Regions from separate parts of the Homo sapiens genome. Here region 2 is linked to region 1. A link is an interaction called in ENCODE POLR2A ChIA-PET data of the cell type or tissue named here. Cell type or tissue: PC-9. All regions are shown on one strand.

Evidence for each region. ChIA-PET counts read pairs that join two places held together with the same protein. Peaks named below come from ENCODE experiments on the same cell type or tissue, not always from the same donor. Only the 100,000 strongest peaks of a DNase experiment are listed, where the experiment ranks them.
Region 2: POLR2A ChIA-PET joins it to region 1 with 14 read pairs; 1 of 35 experiments calls an interaction of 5 or more read pairs at or near these places.

Annotation. Positions count from the first base shown.
Region 1 is chr13:105,731,465-105,739,464 of GRCh38, forward strand. The region is part of intron 3 of LINC00343 (long intergenic non-protein coding RNA 343); the gene reads left to right. Among named protein-coding and RNA genes, the nearest start is that of LINC00343, 29 kb to the left of the region's middle. In PC-9, no CTCF peak of the experiment used is centred here; no DNase peak of the experiment used is centred here; H3K27ac peaks cover 766 bases.
Region 2 is chr13:105,820,580-105,828,579 of GRCh38, forward strand. No RefSeq gene overlaps it. Among named protein-coding and RNA genes, the nearest start is that of LINC00343, 120 kb to the left of the region's middle. In PC-9, no CTCF peak of the experiment used is centred here; a DNase peak (open chromatin) is centred at 4,632; H3K27ac peaks cover 1,196 bases.

The DNA.
Region 1 (8,000 bases):
AGATCATCTAAAATTGAACAGCTGCCACTACTGGCAATAAGTCTACTGCCATTTGGTAGATAACCTTCTTATCACACAGAAAAATATCAGTACAGACAAATAGACCGCAAAGAAAATGAGACCATCAGCAAAGAAGATAAAGAAGTTTGTACAAAGCAACTTTTTATAAATGGATGGCTGTCAGGCAAAAATAAATTTCCTGTGGACAAGACCAAGAGCAAGGCAAGAGGAAAATAAACATGTTTAAACTATTGGAGAGTCCATAATTTAAATATAAACTCTTCTGTTGAGTGGTAGTGTGCACCGAATCAGTTCCAGGGATGGCAATAAATGTTACGCTGCATTTTAGGAAGTATGGGAGAGGAAGCTGGGGCAAGAGGAACTAATGCATGATTAATGCTAGATATTTGGAATTGCCTAGAGCAAAGGAGGTTGGGGGCTGCAGAAAACTAGATCTTTGAAGATTTAATAGATTCCTCATTCTATGTCAGTCAGCCCACTTAGATTTGTCACGTGTTAGCTCTGTTTTTCTTTACATTTAGTATTTTTAGTAATGGCTTTTACATTTTTAAAAATCAGGTTGAATTTAAGCTAATGGACAATAAAACTTCAGGGTTAGAGATACTGTTTTTATTCAGCAACTAGATGAGGAACTGCAATGAATGAGAATTTGGAAATTGATGTTTTTATAGTGACACAAGCTGCATCACTATGAGATGTTCTTAGAGAGGAAATATTTGAAATTTTTAATATTTGCATTTTAAATTGGAATTGAGAAATGGGCAAATGAAGACATAGCTCAATGGTCAAATTAAACATTACTTGTTATTCTAAATGCAAGATTCTAGTTAAATTAGAAGGGTGGAAAAGTGTTGTTAATTATTTTTTCTTCATAGGAATGTAAAATCAACTATAAAAAATTAATGCATGAGACCCAGGGATTAGCATTACAGCAAATTCAGTGATTTTTGCAATCCATGCCTTTACAAAGAATGTGTGATTACTTTGTCTAGACTTTGTAGCACACTATAATAAATAGAGACTGACAATATCAATATATTTCATAAATACATGACTGGAATTTACAGTATTTCTGACGATTAATATTTTCTCAACTACCCTAGGTAAAGCAATGTGTACATCTTATAAAGGCAAATCTGTTGATAATGCCATTTGCTAGCAGACAAAAAAATAGTAATGGCATTTATTTGTCTGAATATATTCATCTTCTCAAGTAAACCTGGGAAATCTGAACTGAAATCCATAGATAATTCATTAGCTTCAGTTCATGGGTTTGTGTTCTTGGAGTCTTCTCATACATATAATATCCTAGCACAGTTTTTGTAAGATTGCTTCATGGAATGATTTCTTTTTCCTGAAAGGGCTAAGCTCATATAAAATCAACTATGATGGGTTACTTGTAAAGCTATCGATTGACATGGAGCTGAAATGGCTTCTTTCTAAAAAAATTCTTCTAGAGATACACACGTTTTTGTAATGAAACCACTAACAGCAGATGGGAGTTCATTGATACTTGTGCCAAAAGGCTTCCATTTTTTCAGTTTCTTAGAGCTGTGGATACAGCAAAGGCAACTAAAAATATAATTTTGGAGAACAATTAGTCACTCTCAGGAAATCTATAAATATTCTGGGAAAGCAACATGGCATACACATTCTGCTCCACAAAAAAGATGACTACATTATATTATATTATGTCATGATTTGCAATGTTATGTGATGCATACATGCTTCACAATTCTTTTTTACTTGTATATTTAGAAGATTCTAAAAAAAGAAATAGTTCTTTTGGCTGCAAAATTTGCAGAGAATGTCTGAATGCACCCTCTTCCCACCTCCTGCCACTGCGTGGCTGCCTCTCTGCATAGTTCTTCCATCACTCTCCCTAAATGAATGAAAGCTTTTGCTTGCCTCATACCTGTGAAGTTCCTCCACAAATACACATTCCTATAAAAATAAACCAAAAAAAAAAAGAGCTAGAGAAGCTGAACATGTGGAGAGCGCTTGTTTTTCTATAAGACGATCTTGATTTCTCTTAGGGATTTTGGGATATTGGCCAGCTCTGAAGTTCTTGGATGTGGTAAAATCATGGACACACCTACGCATGAGTGTGGGTATAGTCAGGAATTGGTTGACCCATCTCAGAAGTCAGCATTGGTCTAGGTACTCACAAATAGGAACTATAATATAAAATGTTGATATATAAATATTATTAATAGGTGGCATTGTAGCACACTGCCAATATTTCTTTAAAGGATAGCAATTTCTTGATATTAGTTATTTAGAAGTATAGTGGTTAAAATAACTTATATTCTGTGTTTATCTTTTCAAATCATGCTTATATATACTATTGTTTTCATCATTAGGAATTAGCTTTCAGAATACCCTTTCCAGACACCATGAATGATTTAACAAATGTTTATGCTTTGAGTTTCAGATATACCCGGCTTTTAAAATTGAAAACCATAGCCTAGAATTCTGATTGAATATGCATAACAAGATGGGAGCATAAGAAGAAAATTTTTATTGATCTTTAAAATATAAACCAAATGACTCTCACTACTGATTTTAGACTTGTGAATTAAAACAGGGGTCCATGAACTATGCGTAGAGGGTCAAATCTGGCCCACTGCCTGGTTATATAAATAAAGTGTTGTTGAAACACAGCCACACCATTGCAGCTATGTAACTAGGGGGATATCAGCTCTACCCCTATGTCTGCGGTAAGTTAATGGGTCCTGCTATAATCCCCTTGTCTTGTCAAGGTTTTGCTCCAGAATGGAGATGAAAATTAATGGTAAAAGAACCATAAAGATAGGTCTTCTCAGAAGCTTCTGAGAAATGTCCTGGTTCTTAAGAAAGAAGCACAGGAACATGCTTTTCCTTTTTTGCCAAAATCCAGTGCTGTCCAATACAGCTCCTTGAAAATATGTAAATCGTCTATATCTGTGCAATCCAATATGATGGCCACTAGCTACATGTGGTTGTTTAGCTTTAAAATGTGACTAATTCCACTGGATAACTGAACTTTGGTTTTATTAATTTTGATGAATTTAATGTAAATAGCCAGGTATGGCTAGTGATGATGAGTCTGAAAAGCATATTTCTAGATGGCATCATGCTTGGATAAAGGTCATTGTTGTGTTACAAGCAGGCAGATGAAACGAATAACAAGGATTGCACAAGGAGCAGTGGAAAAATCCCACATCCTTGGTACATTATTGAACCTCTAAACAAACCAGCCCAGATGATTACTCTAACCTTGTTAAGTATTTATAAAACATTCCTTATTAGTTAGGTTTGAATTTCTGTTTCATTTATTTAAAACATCTTAACTAATATACACTAGCCCTTTAGTTTATGCTGCCTACACTCTTCACCTTTACTCTGAATAAAATGTAAGTGATGTCATTGTGAGAGGCATGCTTTAGTCTTTTTGTTTGTTTGTTTGTTCTGTTTTTTGAGGCAGAGTCTCACTCTGTCACCCAGGCTGGAGTGCAGTGGTGTGATCTCCACTCACTGTAACCTCCACCTCTCAGGTTCAAGTGATTCTCTTGTCTAAGCCTCCCAAATAGCTGGTATTACAGGTGTGTGCCACCATGCCCGGCTAATTTTTATATTTTTAGTAGAGATGGGTTTTCCCTATGTTGGCCAGGCTGGTCTCAAACTCCTGACCTCAAGTGATCCACCCACCTAGGCCTCCCAAACCATTGGGATTACAGGCATGAGCCACTGCTCCCGGCCACCTTAGTCTTTTTTTTGTGCAGCCCTCAATGCTTGTGATGCTGAACACTGCATGTGTTCATTAAAAAAGAGCCCAGAAGCAGGTGTAGACCATTTCCTCACATTTGAAGCTCTGCCAACAGGCTTCCATTTTTTCAGTTTCTTAGAGCTGTGCATATAGAGGAAAGCTCAAAATGTGAGGAAATGGTCTACACCTGCTTCTGGGAGGTAGGTGGCAGACTGCCAGAAGGGAGACTGCCTTGTGACAGTCGCTAGTGCACTCAGTAACTAGAGGAGGAGGTCTAGCTTGTACACAAACAAACAGAGAAGCAGGCTGCATACCAGTCCAGATGTAGAGAACCACAGCACTCCCTCAAACTTCCTCTCAGCAGTTATTCTGCAAGATAGAAATCTGATCACTGGAGAGTCATTCTATCATTTAAAACACTGACTTTCTACATAATTGAGATACAGCTTTTTCCTAAATAGAAAATTACATAGCAATCAAATGTAGAAGATAGCAGAGGAAAGTCCAGCTGCTCAGGGGAAAGTGGGTGGTTGGAGGCTCAAAGTCCTTTCCTCCCCTCTCCAGCTGGCCTGACTGATCCCCTTCTAAGGACCCACAGGGACCTTCCAGCAAGCCCTAGGCTTCTACGAAGCTCACTTTCAAAACCTCAAATTTATATGTAACTTCGTTCCTTGCTAAAACACAAATCTATTCAAAAAGGGTAAGTTTTGTAAGATATTAAGCCTTTAGTTATCAAATAGTCTACCATTATAATATGCAAGAAACAAAAAAAAATTGACATTGTAGGTTCAATATTGAAGGAAATAAGGGCCTTGTTTGTAATTTTTTATGCCAGAAGAATTGACAAGGCTAATTGTGAAACAGTTGAATGTGAGCCTAGAATTGTAAAAGGCAGTATTCCTAAAATACACACTTTTTCCTTCTTAAATACTTTTTAAAAAGTTCTAGCATAGAAATAATATACATTTAATAAAATGAGGAAAGGTAGGAAGAATTATCACTAATAATTTTACTGCTAACCAAGTGTCACTGTTAAAATATCTAAAATTTCTTTCCAATCTTATTCTGTGACTATATTTTTCTCTGTTGTAGTAATATTCAACATGTAATATTCTTTCTTCACATATTAATTAAGAAGAATCCTTCCGTATTATATTAGTTGAGAATACATTATTTTAATGATGTCTGTGGGTATTGTGTGTGTTGTGTGGGTATGTATTTTTTAATGGTTATTTCTCAGAGAATACAGTTTAAATCAGAAAAAAGCAGAAAATAAAAATAAGACAAATTACAATTTTATCATTCTATAAACAATATATAGATTGAACTTTGAATTTTATTTAGTTTTGGTTAATTTGCATGTAAATAGCCTTGTAGCTAGTGGCCATTGTATTGACGAGCATAGCCCTAAATAGTGTCTTTCCTGGATACAAGTCACCCTTCTGCTCCAGGTCTTCAGAAAGAGCAACAGTAAGGACAGACAAGAGAAGCAACTGAGAGAACCCCAGGCCTTGGTGCACCTTGGCCTCCACATAAACCAGCCCTGATGGCCACCCTAACTCCAGGTTTCCTGTCATAGATTTATAAAGTTCTTTACTGTTTAGTTGGAATTTCAGTTGCATGGATCTGAAAACATCCTAACTAGCACAATTTTTCCCTTAATTGTATTAATTGTGCCCTATCTTTACCAAGATATTGCTCTGTGCTTATTAGCACTAAACATTATCCTTCAAAAAAATCTGCAATGGTTTTCTAACAAAAAGGAAAACTAAGCTTTCTTGCTTGCTGCCTGTGACACAATATTGAAATCTTACTTAAATTCTCAACAACTGAAGGGGTTACCCCTGATGTGCAAATGAGGAAATTATAACACAGTATGCAGTGAGTTGTACACCCCAACACAGTCAGATTCTAAGCTCCAAGTCCATTGTATGTTTCACCAACATTATACAACAAAACACTATTTCAGGTCTTTGAACATATGTCATTTTCTCCTGGAAGCCTTCTCCTTTCATCCTACTTAGAACTGCTACACCTGCCATCCACAGGTGTAACGGCCCTTCCCCACACACCTGCCCTGTTTCCTTTTCCTCTGTTGTATTTCATACTAACATCAAATAATATATTATTTATTTGTGTAATTTTTATTGTCTCCTATAATAACATGGGCTTTGCCATGGTAGAGGTATCTGTCGCTTTTGTTCAATGCTGTATTCCCAATATGTGCACATAAAAGATATTCAAAAATCATGTGTGGAATGAATGAATGAATGACGAATCAGATTCTAGTTTGTTTTCCTTTTGTTATTAGTGCCATTAAGCATTTTTTCATAATGATTGGTCAATTACATTCTGTTTGTGAATTACGCCTATTTCTCCTCTGTGCCATGAATTGAATCTGGCCCCTTTACACAACACAATGCCGTGTTGTAGAAGCCTAGGTGTGGAGAATGATCTTTGCTAGAGTCCTCTTCCCATGTCCAGCTGAATGGTTTCTTGCAGTTATTTTTCTGGATATCAACCTCATGGCTCATGATCCAGCACTTGAGTCTTGGGAAGTTATGCCTGTCCAGAGAGACTTAAACCACTTTTGCCAGACTGTGGTATGTTAGCTGCAAAATCCATTTAGGGTGTCACATGCTACATAGCTGGAGTTTATGGGAAACCCCTGGGAAACCCCTTCCAGCTAGGCCAACCTGCCCAGCACCAGCAGGTAGGGCATTAGACAATTATTATTTTGAGTTCATTGATTGGCATTTTATGTCTTTCCTAGTACATTGTCAGTTTATCTAGTTGTATTTGCCGTATTCATTTAAAAAAAAAGAGTAATTTTTTGTTATCATTGTTGGAAAAAAAATTTATCTTCGTTGGAAAAAAATTTTCTCAGTTTCAGTATTTATTGTATAGTTTCCTGAATGGACTTATTTCTTAAGACATTTTTCTTCTTTTATAAACTTGTTGCTTTTTTCTCTAACAAATTATTAATCCTTCATAACTCACCCAGAATTTTAACTTATTGACAAAAAATGTACAATTTGCTTTGTGTTGTTCTTGACTAAAGTTTTAATTATCTTGAATAAGAAGTGTATTCTCAGATTTCTGAATGAATCACACAAAAAGGCCATTAGTTACTTGTCTAAATTCTCCAATATAAAATAAAATGTACCATATCTGTTCTTAACACCTTGCTCAACCTTTGCACGTCTGACAGATTTCTATTTCAGGTTTTTTAAAAAATCTATGAATTAAAAAATTTTTTAAATATATTTTTGTTTTTGTGAATACATGACAGACTCTATGTTAGGTATTAAGGAATGATCAGTCAATGAGACCAACATACAATACTTGGTCTCGTGAAGCCACTGAGCATTTATTGTGTTTATACATAAAAACTTAAACTCAGTGCTGCTGAAAGGTGGCTAAGGCATAATCAACCTTTCAGTAAGAGTCGGTTTCTCTGTTTATATTATCTGGTCCTAGTCTTAGCTTTGCTATTTACAAACCTGGGTGACCTTGCAGGAATTTCCTTTGCTTCTCAAGTGTGCCATGTCTCAAACTTTTGCTCAAAACCAAACTCCATCTACCTCTCTAAAACTGATTTTCTCCTCAATTCTCCTCTCTTGATAAATGGCATCTCAAGTCTTTAGGACTCTCAGGCCAACAACCTTGAAGCCATTCTTAACACCTTACTTTCTCTTATACAATTCATTCAACCTATTAAAAAATATATACCATCAGTTCTATTTTCAAAATAGGTCCAGAATCTAACACTTCTTAAAACCTTCATACTTGCTATCTTATAAAAGACAACATTATTTCTCACCTAGACAATTACTATAATCTCTTAAATTGTCTTTCTGATTCTATTTTTCTCCCTATGGCTTAATATCTACAAGACTTCCAGTTATTATTCTTTTAAATAGACTTTATATTTAAAGCAGTTTTAGGTTTATAGAAAATTTCAGGAGAAATAACAGAGAGTTCTCATATGTCCCCTGCCCCCACGTGTGCAACCTCCCCCACAATCAATATCTCACGCCAGAGTAGCCCATTGGTTACAATCATTGTCACATCATTATCACCCAGAATCCATAGTTTAGATTAAGGTTCACTCTTGGTGCTGGACATCCTATAGGTTTTAGCAAATGGATAATGACATGTGTCCACCATTACAATGTCATACACAACCTGTTATCATTTTAATGTTGGGTTGAATGTCTATTTTGCCCCA
Region 2 (8,000 bases), 89 kb after region 1:
ACCTTATTGATTTACTTTGGGTAGCATGAAAAGTGCTGACATATGACATACTCAGCCATCAAAACTATTGAAATTATTGAATAATCAAATTATTGATTGAATACTCCAATTTTTTTCCATGTCTCTGATGTTTTGCAATTGAAAGGACACCTCACCAGCTTAAGATCATTTAAGTTTCACAGAAACTCTGCGGGCTAAGTCAGTATGAAATTGAATTTGGGGGATACTAAGCGTCCTTTTTCCAGTGATCTGAAACTAGAGAGCATAAGCAAAGCAACATCCTAGGAAATTCAGGAGCTCTCACGAAACAGCGAATCAAAGGCAGCAATTCAGAAATGAAGCCAGAGAGTAACTGCCTGCATGGCCTCCACTATATAATAAAACCATCATGTTCACCCATGAACGAGGCTACTGGAACTAAATGATGGAAATAAACTGGGGGTCAAGTTCTACCTATTCAGTTTCTCAAGCTCTTTATATAGTAAAGAGATGCCTCCAGAATCCTGCCTTAGCAGAGGCAAGCAGGGAGATACAACCACATCAGTGTGGGAGTGAGAAAGACCTGGCCTTTCATCTAATCCCTGGTACTTTTTAGCCGTGTGACCTTGAACTCGTTACTTTACAAACTCTAAAATCCTTATGTTTCCCCTTTATAAAATGTGCGTGACATTACTTATAAATTTGTTGCAAAAACTAGGTGAAATCACTTGTGTAAAGAGCTTAGTGTAATGCCGAGTGTAATAGTGTCATATGTATTAAACACCACTTAGTGGTAGTTTTCACAGAGTTCTTTATTATTTTATAACTCAATTATAAAAATAAGAGAATTTTGAAGTCTAAGATTCTCAGTCAACAAACCACTTTGCAAACCACCATAACAGAGTATTTCCATGTGCTATGTATCACAAAGAACCTCTTGTCAAAGGGGCACTTATGTACCCAGGAGACCCGAACTCTGCTGTAACCACCCCAGTGAACCTCCTAGCATCACAGAAAAGGCCTGGCAAGCAGACAATGCTGGGGCCTTCACAGTATGTTTCAGAGGCAGTGAGTATTTCAGACCATGTTATGGGAATAGTCAAAACTTCAGACCCAGAAATATCTTAAAAGTAGTTGGAGGATGAGGAAAAAAGTGGGAAGAAAACATGAAACGAATTGTGTTTTATGTGCTTATTGTGTTAGAGATTCTATATTAATATTTATAAATTATATTATTTAATACTCAATCCAGTGGGGTATGTCTTGCTCTGATCTTGCTCACAAGGAAACTCAAGCTCTAAAACTAAATCATGAGGCAACCCACTACTGAGAGGATAAATTGAGGTAAATTAGTACTGGTTTCTGAAACTAACCTTTCTAGAAAAGAAAGTAAAAGTCTTTTACTTTTTTCTCATCCCGTGTAATAAACAGAGATTACAATATTTGTAGCTTCAGGTCAGAGCCCAGAGAATCTAGATGAAGGAAAATGTGTCTTCACTGAAGCTGTTTTTGACTCGTCCTTATAAGCATTCTTCTTCCTTGGTTGCCAAGACACCTCATCTTCAACTATTGCTTTATATTTCTATCTCTCCTTCTCAGGCATCTTAGCTTCCTCTTTGCCAACTCCACCTCTAACCCAATGGCCTAAGGATCCTACAGGCTCTGCTGGACCAGGTGATCCAGTTTCCCCAAGTATCTGACAGCAGTATGTGAGGATGAAAATACACACTGTGCTCAGGGGAAAGGGAAGGGCCAGAATACTCCCTCTGAGGAGGGTGATAGGGAAAGAGTTACAAAGTCAGAAGCCACAAACACTAGGAGAAGATGAGAAAGCTCACCACGAGACAGATAGAGTGTTGCTGGCTCTGGTAGGTTAAAGCAAGACCGTGCAACTCTGGTGTCCCCAGGAGCCTTCCTCTGCATTTAGTCCTTGGGGAATTCATTGGCACACACCCCCTACTTTAACCACCATCTGGGTGGTGATGACTCCAGTCCATAGATGCTATGTCTAACTGACCCCTGGGTGTCTCTCTTTTGATGTCCAGATGGCAACACAAGCTTATTAACTTGACTCCCAACCCCAAAAGCACCTTCTCCTTCCTCCTTCATTATTTTCTCTTCCAAATTCTGTTTTCTGTTAATGGTGCTATGAGCTACTCTGTCACAAAGGCAAGAAACATTGGAGTCACCCTCATCAAAGTTTTCTTCTATTACCCCACATTCAAGTCACCCAGTTTTCTTGGTTTTAATTCAGGCATGGCTCCATAACCTTGCCTCTTCTCGCCCCTGCCACTCTCATAATCCCAGCCCTGGGCTGCAATAGAATCTCGGCCTAGAGAGCTGGCCTTCTGCTGCGGGTTCTTCACATTCCAGTCCCACCATCGTCCGTGCCCCAGGGTGTCCTCACAACAGGTACCTATGGCCACGTCCCCTTCTGCTTTCGCTCAACCAGTGGCTTCCCACTGCATCTACGCTGGAAGGTCTCAGCTCCACTTTCATGTCTGTCACCACCTAGTCCTCCTGGCTCAGCCCTGGCTTCTGCAAAGTGCCAGTGTTTCTCAAACCCACCATGACCTTTCAGGAGCTTGCCTTTGTGCAAACCAAGATCTGTGTCCTAGGATGTCTTCTTAATGACAATGTTGCAGATTGTTTATTGGACACTCTGCTATTTTCTTGACTTATTGTCTTTCTTAATTTAGACAATAATCTTCCAGAGTACCTTCTATTACCACCTCCTGTTCTCACAGATGAAAAGCCTGAGACAGAAAGATTAAGTAAATCCCTCAAGTCCCAGGACTAGGAAGAACCAGAGGCCAGATTCCAAGCCCTGCAGTGTGTCAGGAGCACTGGGACGTTCGACCCTGCACGGCCTCCTTCTCCACAGCTGCCTACTCCTCCTCACCCTTCCACAACCAGGACGGTGCCATGTCTGAAAAGCCTTCATCTAGTTCACAGGCAAAAATCAAGAATTCTGCCTGCTGCTTTCAAAATACTTTGTTCCTTCTCCATATTACTTCATAACTCCCTAATATTTTTTGTTTTTAATGCCTATCAAACATGAGCTTGTAGAATGATTTTAATTAATCTTCTTGTCTTAACAGAAATTGTCCAGGTGACCTTGTATAGAAAAAGAAATCAATAACGTTTATTAAGGTGAGTGAATGGCTATTGAAACCATGAATAGAAAAATGAAAGAATGAAGTATTGCTGGTTTAAATTCTTATTTTCCTAGATCTGGGGTGTTGACCCTGTTGTTCAGCAGTTCATGTTTTTCCCTTTCTTTTCCCATTCTCTCCACACACCTTTCTCTAGCTCTATTTGCTCTTTTTCAGAGATGATGGCTTTTTTACCCTATTCTCTGAAATCAATAAAAGATGTATACCTATGTAAAATAATTAAGTTTAGGGGCCACGTGTGGTGGCTCACGCCTGTAATCCCAGTACTCTGGGAGGTCAAGGTGGGCAGATCACATGAGGTCAGGATTTTGAGACCAGCCTGGCCAACATGATGAAACCCCATCTCTACTGAAAATACAAAATTAGCCGGGCATGGTAGTGTGCACCTGTAATCCCAGCTACTTGGGAAGTTGAGGCACAAGAATCGCTTGAACCCTGGAGATGGAGGTTACAGTGAGCCAAGATTGCACTCCAGCCTGGGTTACACAGAGAGACTCTGTCTCAAAAAAATAATTATTATTAAGTTTAGTTTACATAGGAATGCTGATGTTGGAACATGAGATCACAGGTTGGTATTACGACCCGGAAACACCACTGAACTGACAAAAGCATCCTCAAGAGCCCTGCTCCTCCTTGACCATGCTCCACCTACCATCCTTACCACTCCTCCCACAATTTCTCCCCCTGCTAGCACCACACTTGCCTCTTGGAATGTTCCTCTTTCCATGACTATAAAGCACACTCCCTCTTGCTTCAAAGACTCAGGAAGGTCCATGTATTCCACCCGGGGAATGGCTTCCCACTGCCAGCTTGGATGGCAACTCCCCGGCCACTTCACATAGCGACATGACATGACATGACTCATGCTTGGGAATGGGAAAAGTCATTCATTGCAAAACCCAAAATGAGTGCTTCCCTCTTCAGTGTAAATAATAACTTGTTTCTCCATCCAGTGGCTTACCTGCAGGATGTATATCCAATCATCTTAGAGGTTGCACATTCCCATACACAGCCATCTGTCTTTAATTTCTGTTTGAACTGAAAGCTACTAGTGGGCAAAGATTGTGTTTATTAAGTAGTCACTTACTTTAGATGACCGATTAGCTGCCAGAATTGCCTGGCTCTACCGTGCAAAAATAACATGCTGTATTTGATTCCTCCTGGTGCTGTGATGGATTTACTGGAGAAAACAGTAGCTCAACATTGTACAATACCATGTATGATGTGTTATTTCCCTAAATATTTTAGCTCTGGGTTCAGAAAAACATTTTACCCGGACACAATCCATTTTCTTAAAATATAATTGTTTACTGAGTGGCAAAATCACTAGTCTCTCTATATATTTGGTAACCTAGACATGGATTACTGAAGTCAGATTTTTATTAAAAAAAAAAAAAGAAAGGTAAGTTGCAGAACCACATCTTGTATAAACACAAAGTGAATGCCTTTGTATGATGCAAAGCAATGGAAAGATGAGTACAGCATCTGCAGAGTTCATTCACCCCACCTTGCTTTTAAAAAGCAGGTGTAAAGTCAGCTGGCTCTTGCCAACACTTGTCTAGCCCATGATCATGCGAGTGATTAAGTGCCTGTCTTAATAACCCACTGATAGTGGTAGTAAAGTAAGAATAATTGATGATAAACATCTTAAGGGGTTGAAATCTTTGTAACTCTGTCCTGAAATGTTGATGACAGAAGCAGGATTTACTCAGGCTGCTTGAGTTCTGACTCTCCCAACAGGGTCAGGGACTCCTTGAAAAGGGGATTCCCCATTACTTCCAGCGTGTTTTACTTCCAGGCTTTCCAACTGACTGGGATTTCACTGGGATACAGCTATTGGCGGTTGCCTTGAGCGAATCCCACCGTTCTGGGATGAGTGTTCACTATAGAATTATTCATAATATTAAATAAGATTAATGAATATTACCTGGGATTTAAAACTGCATTTCAAGTAAAATATGAATACACGGCCAGGCGCGGTGGCTCACGCCTGTAATCCCAGCACTTTGGGAGGCCGAGGCGGGCGGATCACGAGGTCAGGAGATCGAGACCATCCCGGCTAAAACGGTGAAACCCCGTCTCTACTAAAAATACAAAAAATTAGCTGGGCGTAGTGGCGGGCGCCTGTAGTCCCAGCTACTTGGGAGGCTGAGGCAGGAGAATGGTGTGAACCCGGGAGGCGGAGCTTGCAGTGAGCCGAGATCCCGCCACTGCACTCCAGCCTGGGCGACAGAGCAAGACTCCGTCTCAAAAAAAAAAAAAAAAAAAAAAAAAAAAAAAATATGAATACACACATGCATCCATATTGACATGTGCTGTTGTGTGTAATGTGCTTAGAAGGGTGTCTGACTCCTTGTAATCGTGGTGCGTGTCCTGGAAATTCTCTCTATGGCTATCATCCCCACTTATTCAGAGGCGGACTATAGTGATGCTGTGCAAACACTGACTAAGGGCTACTGCCAACTAGTGCACATCCTGTGACCACTGAAATGTCCCAGGAGAGGAACCCACAGCAGCTTTCTTTATCCTTACACTAAATCATAAGAACAAAATTGACCTTAGTGAAACAAAACATAATTTATGGATTAAGTGACACCTGATTTTTGCATTTGATTTGAGAAATGTAAGCTTTGGTTAACACTGCTGCTTAAGCAGAGACATATAATCCTTCCCCTGGATTCAAATCTGACACTATTCACGTAATAGGGTAATTTCTCCTGTTTTTCTACTCTGACTCGGAGACATGACCCTTGTGTAATATTATGTTGAAACTAGCTTGGCCATCTGATTTCCCATTTGCATGCCCAATATTTGAAGCAATAAACTAGAAGAAACTTGGGACATAAAGGCTGTTCGATGCCAACAACATGACTACCCAGGTTCTCAAGGGTAAAAGATGCTGGAAAACAAAATTGAACGCAGTACTTCTATCAGCAGAGACTTATAGAATGACCACACCCTGACCTTCTGGGACAGAGTCCAATCACACCTGAGTTTCTGCACAGTCCCTAAATGTGCCCCTTACACTCCCAAAAGTATCCTCTTTAGGAAATGTAAACTCACGATAATTTTAATAAATGTTGGTAAAGTTTCCTTTGACTAATTAAGGATGAAAATCGATTAATCATCTTTTTTGGGGGAATGTTAGAGAAATGTGGGAAGAGCATTTTTTGCCATATCCGGCAAAAATTGTTAAATAGAAAATGAATCTAGCAGTTTTGTTAGTCTCAGTGACCTGGAAATTCACTTCTGTGGAGCACATGAATCCCAGAAGTTGTTATATTAATGAAGTGTGATGGTAATATGCTCAGCTTTAGCTATCATTTCTCCTCCTATCTCATGACTGTACTTTCAGGTGAATTTTATTCCTCACTTGCCTTCAATATGTCATGTTTTTCTCTTGTGTCTTTTCCTGTCCTTCTTTCCATCCCTAACCTTTAATGTGACCAAAGACTTGGATTAATCCTGTAATCACTTTATCGTTGTCACATAGGCCCACGCCTACAAGAAAGAACCATTTCACATAGGCTTATGCCTACAAGAAAGCCAGTCTATTGTTGGTTTTCTGTAAATGTTCCATTATAATGACAAAAACACAAGTTATTTTGGAGAGAAAACAGCTAATCTAACTTCCCATCTGGTTTCCAGGAAACATTATCCAGAAGCATTTCCCTTGAAAATGTTAAGTGTCTTCGCTGGTGACCAGGGTTGCTTTCAGCTTGATCATATTAGTTTTACTTCTTTTTCTGTCACTTTTCCCTTGCTTCGAGTACTTTAAATTTCCAATTAAGATAAGATTTATGGTTTGTTGAAATGCTCTTGTTCAGCTGCCTTTGCTCCATCTCATCTGAAAGGTTATATGTGGCTTCACTTAATGCCACTCAGGCAGGGAATTTCAATGTATGCTATTAGGAGCAGGAATCCCCTATTTCCTTCAGTGTTGTTTTGAGAAGGCTGAGAATGCTTGTGCGTGCCGCCTTTCACATGAAGGAACCAATGCACTATAACCGTGCTCTTCCCTTTGACAATAACAACAACCACCACAACAGAAGTCACTGTACTCTTTTAAGGACTAGATTTTTTTGGATGCTAAAAATAGGAAAATTAAAACTAAGAACTATGAATCAAAGAGCATAAAAAAATTAAGAGAGAAAGATAACAGTGATCATGCACTTTATTGATCGCAGAGGAACCCAGGCACTGTGTCATCCCTTTGATTCTGTGCCCTGTCTGACTGGTAGACTTGTCCCCATTTTTCTTAACTGATGGAACGTTTTTATTTCAATAAGGTAGGAAAAATAATCAAACTTTTATCTTAATCAGAAATGATCAGTTTTTTATGGGTTTGTTTGTTTGTTTGTTTGTTTTTTGGTTTTTGTTTATTTGTTTGATGGAGTCTTGCTCTATCGCCCAGGCTGGAGTGCAGTGGCACGATCTTAGCTCAGTTTAACCTCCACCTCCCAGGTTCAAGTGATTCTCCTGCATCAGCCTCTCGAGTAGCTGGGACTACAGGCGCCTGCCACCACATCTGGCTAATTTTTTTGTATTCTTAGTAGAGACCCCGGGATTTCACTGTGTTAGCCTAGGATGGTCTCGATCTCCTGACCTCATGATCCACCTGCCTCAGCCTCCTAAAGTGCTGGGATTACAGACGTGAGCCACCACGCCTGACCGATCAGTTGTTTTAATACAATATAGGCTGTTTAAGTTACGGTAAAAATAAATAAATAAAAACACACAACATAAAATATACCATCTGATAGAGTTTGGATATTGGTCGCACCCAAATCTCATGTTGAATTGTAATCCCTGGTGCTGGAGGTGGCAGCTGGTGGGAAGTATTTG